Linked DNA regions of Homo sapiens: region 1 is linked to region 2. The links are chromatin contacts, found by Hi-C or POLR2A ChIA-PET in ENCODE. All regions are on one chromosome and are shown on one strand. The core of a region is the stretch at or near the end of the contact, and the rest is flanking DNA. Distances in the headings are between cores, read along the strand shown.

Region 1 (3,482 bases), core at 344-2,843, 190 kb before region 2:
GAAGCAGTCTTTACATGTACAATTTTGTATTTTACTTTTAAAATTTAATGTTATTTTATAAATATTACATGTAGTCATTATGGCTATTTTTGGTGAGCTTACATTGTTGTACTACAACTTGTTTGCTTGCTTATTTATTTATTTAAAGAGACAGGGTCTCACTATGTTGCACAGGCTAGTCTTGAATTCCTGGCCTCAAGTGATCCTTCTGCCTACCAATATGCTGGGATTATAGGTGTGGGCCACTGCACCAGGCCCACAGCTAATTTATTGTTGAATACTTAGTTTGCAGTTTGCTTTCAACTTTTTTTTTTTTTTCTGAGACACAGTCTTGCTCTGTCGCCCAGGCTGGAGTGCAGTGGTGCGATCTTGGCTCACTGTAACCTCCGCCTCCTGGGTTCAAGTGATTCTGCTACCTCAGCCTCCCGAGTAGCTGGGATTATAGGCGCCTGGCCACTACGCCTGGCTGATTTTTGTATTTTTAGTAGAGACAGGTTTTCACCATGTTGTCCAGGCTGGTCTTGAACTCCTGACCGCAAGCAATCCGCCCGCCTCAGCCTCCCAAAGTGCTGAGATTACAGGCCTACTTTCAACTTTTTTAATTCTTTTTTTTTTAATTTTAATGTTTAAAAATAGAGATTGGGTCTTGGCATGTTGCTCAGGCTGGTCTTGAACTCCTCAAGTGACCCTCCCACCTCAGCCTCCTAAAGTGCTGGGGTTACAAGCATGAGCCACTGCATCCAGCCTCGACTTTTTTTTATTTTTACAAGCACTTTGAATGTAGATTTTTTTTTTTTTTTTTTTTTTGGAGACTGGATCTTGCTCTGTTGCCCAGGCTAGAGTGCAGTGGCACAATCATGGCTCACTGCAGCCTTGACCTCCTGGGCTCAGGTGATCCTCCCACCTAGGTCAGCCTCCTGAATAGCTAGGACCACAGGCATGTGCTACCACACTTGGCTTTTTTAAGTTTTTGTAGAGATGGGCTGTCACATGTTTTCCAGGCTGGTCTTTAACTCCTAGACTCAAGCTATCCTCCTGCCTCACCTCCCAAAGTGCTGGGATTGCAGGAATCAGCCATCATACCTGGCTGTGACTTTTGATACGTATGTAGTTTCTGAGGCCCTTCCAAAAGAATTACGCTAACCAGGAATGAATGAACTTGGCTTTTCTTAAAGATATGTTTTAATAAGTTAAAGCTTTAAATAAAGCTTTAGTATAACTTAATATCAGTATAGTTCTTAGTATTTATAAAAGCACTTCATATACTATCTCACTTGATTTCACAACAACAGTCTGTGGTATGGAGAGACTACATAAGTTGTGAAAAATACAAAATTTTTACAAGTAAGACTACCACCTGTGATTATCAGTGGTTACCAATCAAACTTCCTCATTTCAGTTAGTTCTGAAAGGTCCTTTCTCTGAGTTGATGTCATCTTCTCTTAATGTACTGAGAGTGTGGTGAGATATATACTAAGAGATTAATAATTGTTTTGGTTGTTGGTCTGTCTTACCAGCTAGTTAAATATCAAGCATTTGTTTCCTGCATTGGCTGCATTCCAGTGAAACTAAGCTTGTGTTGTAAGTTAGAGATGCTAGATAATAACATGATCAAACTGATCACGTCTGCAGGGTTGTAACATCCATGTTAGTAGTATTTCTTAAGATGCTCAATTTCTGCTCTGAGAGATGCTCTGTGCAGCCTGTATTGAGTGTGTAAGCAGTTACCTAATATTTTATTCCTTTTGAGTACAGAGTAGTTGCTGGAGAGCCCTTTTACTGTTGAGATCATCAGTAAACCTCATTGATAAATCCCTATTCAAATATTAGTGGCGGTATGGTCAAACAAGTCCAGGCAATAATTGTCTTGCCTCTGCAGTTCCTGAAAAGCCGTAATCATGGTTCTTGTAGTGTTGTTTTGTTGGGGTAGTTAATGTAATGAGGTTTGTACTGACATGGCCTAGGTGATGCCATGATCACTGTGTCTGATAGTTTGACATAGGAGCATTTCATTGACAAATCATTAGTATTGTGATGTCTATTGGCTGCTACTTTGCTCTTTTAAAGAAGGATAGTAGCTGATTTTTTGTTTACTGTTTCAGCATTGTATTATGTCATTACATGTGTTATCTCTTTCATTGTACACAATAGGTCATTTTATAGGTGAGAAAAAGCAGAAGAGGATAAAATTCACACAGCTGGGATTTAAAACTAGTTTAAAATAAAGTGATTTCAGAGCATTCATGGGTCTTTATCACTGTTCTTAAAATAAGAAGCTTAGAGTTTCTTGATATTCTCCACTTTTTATTGTCTTAATCCATGTTTTAAGGGTTCTTGGTGTAGGGGTTTATGACATGATTGATTGTTAAGTGTTAAGTGTGGTTTTGCGTATTGTTCTTTTTTGTTAGATGGAAAGGAAAAAAGGTGTTTCCAGACAAATTTAAAAGAAGTGTCTCAAGTGGCTGACATTGCTTGTAAACCAGTGCTTGACTTCTATTTTGTTTTCCAGAAGCCTCATAGATAAGCTTACTGAATTTTTTTTTTTTTTTTTTTTTTACTTTTCATAAGTTTTTTTATTTTATAAACTTACGATTCAGGGTGGGATAAACAGTGTACGTGTGTGTGTTTCTCCCAGAGATTTGAGAGCACACACTATTGGTGGGGCAGTTAGGAATTCCACTTAATGTTTCATTACAAGAAAGAGTACAAGGTCTATTTATTTTATTGCTGGGGATGATAGGACTCCCCAAGTCATGGTTCTCAGTTTGTAGATCTTGAAATGGACTGTTATTACTAATTCAGATGACTGGGTTGCGATATTGACCCCACACTAACCAGAACAACAAGAGGCTAATGTATGAAAACCAAAATGCAGTCTGCTGATTTTTTTTTTTTAAGGAAAAAAAACAACTCTTAGATGGACAAGGATGGTTGTGTTTGGTGATTGGCATGGTTGGCTATAGGAGGAAGCCAGTTCTTTAAGAAGGTGGCTTGGTAAGCAGAGTTGGAGCCAGGGAGATTACTTGGGTGTTTTTAGTGTCCAGTGTAATTAAGCTACTATCTAACCAGATGCATTAATTGCTTTGATAAGAATAGGCTTCTTTGTGCATCATATGCCCTGCCCTTAAATGTGTCACCTGGATAATACTGGCTACATCTGATTCCTTGGGTCTCTTTTGCTTTTGTTGGACCAATTCCTAATTCCTGTTATCTTCTTTTGGAATTGTCACATCATTTAATCCTCTTACTGCTAAGTTATTCTTTAAAACAAACTCTACATCTCTCTTGTGATCTGTTACTTTTCGCCTTGTCAAAAAAACTAGTCTTTATTTCCAGATTCTTGATGGGGTGGATAGGAACTATCTTTTCATAGGTTGGATGCATTTACATTTTTGGTTATTGTGTGTTAAGTGAAGATTTGGCAACTGCTGGTATTTATGCCAGTGGGTTGGCAAACTAGGATATTTTACCCAACGCTGTGG
Region 2 (3,081 bases), core at 346-2,845:
TTATTTAATTCTCATAACAACCCAATGATTGCACTGTAATGACCCCGCTTACCAGAAAATGGGCCTCATCAGTCTTCAGAAATCTGACCCAACAGATAGGCAACTTTTCCTCCCTGCTGAGGGGTGATAGGAAGGGCAGACATGGTGAGCAGGGGGGCAGTCCCAGCTCCTAGGTGGTGGCTACGACATGACTAAAGAGATGGGAAGCAGGTGCATGGAGGTTGGAAAGGAAGTGCAGAGGCTGGGAGGGGTGGGTGGAGGCTGGGGTAAGGGTAATGGGGAGGGGGCTGATGGGGGTTTGGATTTGTGGAAGCGTACTTGGGATGAAGCTCTGTGTTGAGTGCTGGGAACGGAGGTGAATCACAGCCTCTGTGTGTGTGTGTGTGTGTGTGTGTGTGTGTGTGTGTGTAGAGGGTGGGGAGATGTGAAAAGAGATAGACATCTTTTCAATGCAGCATGATTCTTGAAACGAAAGTTGCATACACAAGCTGACACAAATATCATATGGAAGGAGAGCGGTGATCCTATCTGGCTGCCAGAGAAGCCCTCAGAGCCTCCCAGGTGAGTTGGTGCCATCTCCTCAGTCACCTGAACTATGGCTCCACGTCCTTTACACCTCCTCCTGAGTTTGGGTCTCTCCATCTCTACTCCAGCTCGGGTAGCCTTAGTCCCCCCTGCCCTGACTTTCCCCAGTCCCTGCAATGACTGGTCTCCTAGTCCCCTCCAGCCCATCCTCCACACAGCTGCAAGAGTGGAGATCTTCCTAAAATGCAAACCTAATCATAGCCCTCTCCCCTTCCATCCCCCAACTGCCTGAGAATGTGGTCCAAGATCCCTTAGCACGACATTCAAGCCCTTTGGGATCTTGTTCCTGCTTCCCCTTTCAGCTTTACTTTAAACTCCTCCTCCTCTCCAACACCCCGAACCCCACCATCTAATTTCCTGCCATAGTGCCTCGAGTGTTCCTTGCTTTTTACTGCCTCCAGTCTTTGCGCAGGCTGTCCCCTCTGCTGAGAATCCCTTCCCCACCGTTCCTCATCTGGCTCTTTCAGGTCCTGGCTCTGTATCCCTTTCTCCCAGCAGTCCTCCTGATTCGGTAGGTTGGATAGGGACCCCTCCTCTGTGTTCCCACAACCTCCGTGCTCCCTCTATTTTAATCCTTAACACACTGCCTTGCCATTTTCTCCTGGACTGCTTGCTTGATCAGACTGTGGGGGTGGGGGGCTTTGTGAGGGCAGGGGTGGAGGTGGACTCATCTTTGCGTCTGCAGAGCCCAGGTGCACCTGGATGCTGGAGGGTGCTCATTGCTGTTTGCAGGGTGTATGGATGAGTGTGTGGTTCCAGGTTGTGGGGGCGGGGTGGTCTTGGCAAGGGACTGTGGGCCAGGTTGAGGGAGAGGGCCGAATGGGCGTCTTTACAGGAATTCTGATGCCTGGGCCAGCAGGAGCTCAGCTTTCCCCTTCTGGCCTGAGTAGGGGGTCTATGGGGCTCAGTCGGAGGGGAGGGGTCCCTGGGCCCCATCATAGTCTGGAAAGAGGAGTGGACGCGGCTCTCCCGCCCGGAGCTTCCTCCGAACATCCCTCTGCAACGCCGGCCTGGGCTGTCATAGCAACAGCCCGCCCCGGCGGGGGCGCCGGCCAATGGCAGCCGGTGCTGGTGAGGTAATGTCCCGGTCTGGAAGCCCATTGGCTCCATTTTTGTCCACTTCTGGGTCCGGGCCTGCGGTGGGAGCCGCGAGGGGGAGGACAGAGCATGCGCAGGGAGCCCAGCTGTCTACACCGGCGGCGCGATTCCTCTCCCTGCGCTCCCCGCTCTCCCTCTCAGTTCTGGGCTGGCTACCTCTGTCCTTCTCCTCTCTCTCTGCGTGCCGTACCTGTCCCTGGTTGTGTCGGTCGTTTGGTGCGTCTGTCTCCCTGACTCTCTTGGGGTCTCGGTGGCCCCTTCTTCTTGCCCCTGTCTCTGCCCCGGGGTCTCTGACTCTGAGTGCGCCTCCTCGTCTTGTCCAAACAAGGGCGCAGTGAGAGTTCCTTGACTTGCAGCCAGAAGGTGACTCACTGCTTCAAACCGCAAGGCCGCCCGGCAAGCCTCCGGCACCTTCTTCCCGAGTCTGTGGGAAGCTCTGGCACACACACAGGCCGAGGGCTTGAGATCCCGAGAGGCCCGGGCTGGCCTTTCCCTGGTTGGCCTCACCAGACCTTTGTTCTTGTTGACTTGTTGCCCAGTCAAGGGAAAGGCAGGACGGTCTGGGCTTTGGGGAAGGGAAGGGGACAGATTTAGAGAACAATTGGGCATGAGCTTCCATAATGCCAGCAGGGGAGGTTAGACAGCTGGAGGGACTTCCAGAAAACTACAAAGGCATAGGCACTGGGCCGAGTGAATGAAAAGGGCAGTTGGACTTTGCTCTACCCACCCCTCTGTCTGTCCATCCATCAACACAACACATTGATGCCCATCAGTGCCAGGTTCTGGGCTTGGCGATGGCTCAGTCCCCTGAGCGCCTGGAATCACAGCCCAGTCTGGGAGGCAGGCACACAAATCCTGGGTTTCAATGGGATTCCAGAAGAAGGCAAAACTCACCCTGCCAGGTGGGGTGCTTGACTCAGGCAGGGAAGCTTTGTGGAGGAGGGGGTCTTTGAGCTGGTGTTTGGGAGGATGGCCAAAAGCTTGTTTGGATCAGCCTGGGCAGGGCACAATGACAGACCCATCTGGAAGGATCAGGGGTGGTTGGAAGGTCCAGGAATGTGAATACCTGCATGAGGGAGTTTGCACTTGAACTCAGGGGCAGTTTGCAGCCACCCAGGGATCAGAGCAAGGGAGAAGTGTGGTCAAAGTGGTTTTCGTGCAGTCATGCCGGTGACAGAATCTTGGCTGTCTTGCTCAATGCTGCACCCCAGCCCAGGGTAGAGTGCCAGGCCCACAGTGAGTGTTCACACACTTGTCGAAGAAAAGCGTGAACTGAAGGGGAGAGGTTCTGATGGATGAGGGCTGAAATGATGAGGTCGTCTTCATGTGGTGGTGGAAGGGAGAGGAAAAGGGATGGGTTCAAGAAAGGTAAAGGACAGGTAGAAGTGATGGGCCCTA

Evidence for each region. A loop is a pair of places that touch in the nucleus more often than their neighbours do. ChIA-PET counts read pairs that join two places held with the same protein, here RNA polymerase II (POLR2A). Pooled maps may share reads with other maps.
Region 1: a loop to region 2 is called in a pooled map, with 2.4 times the contacts of the local background. The contact joins the enhancer-like site here to the promoter of LINC01778 in region 2. A Hi-C loop is called at or near these places in 2 of 50 pooled maps. POLR2A ChIA-PET finds 5 or more read pairs at or near these places in 4 of 52 experiments (HCT116, T-cell, WTC11 and 1 more).

The regions. Positions count from the first base shown.
Region 1 is chr1:31,011,627-31,015,108 of GRCh38, reverse strand. The region is part of intron 3 of PUM1 (pumilio RNA binding family member 1); the gene reads left to right. Among named protein-coding and RNA genes, the nearest start is that of SNORD103C, 45 kb to the right of the region's middle. Within about 2 kb of position 1,593, at least 3 of the 41 ENCODE cell types and tissues checked have a DNase peak (open chromatin) inside an H3K27ac peak, as active enhancers do.
Region 2 is chr1:30,823,166-30,826,246 of GRCh38, reverse strand. It overlaps LINC01778 (long intergenic non-protein coding RNA 1778), which reads right to left and starts at 1,595. Exons shown (of 3, transcript NR_146732.1): 1 at 1,419-1,595; 2 at 53-116. RefSeq lists an enhancer at 1,868-2,370.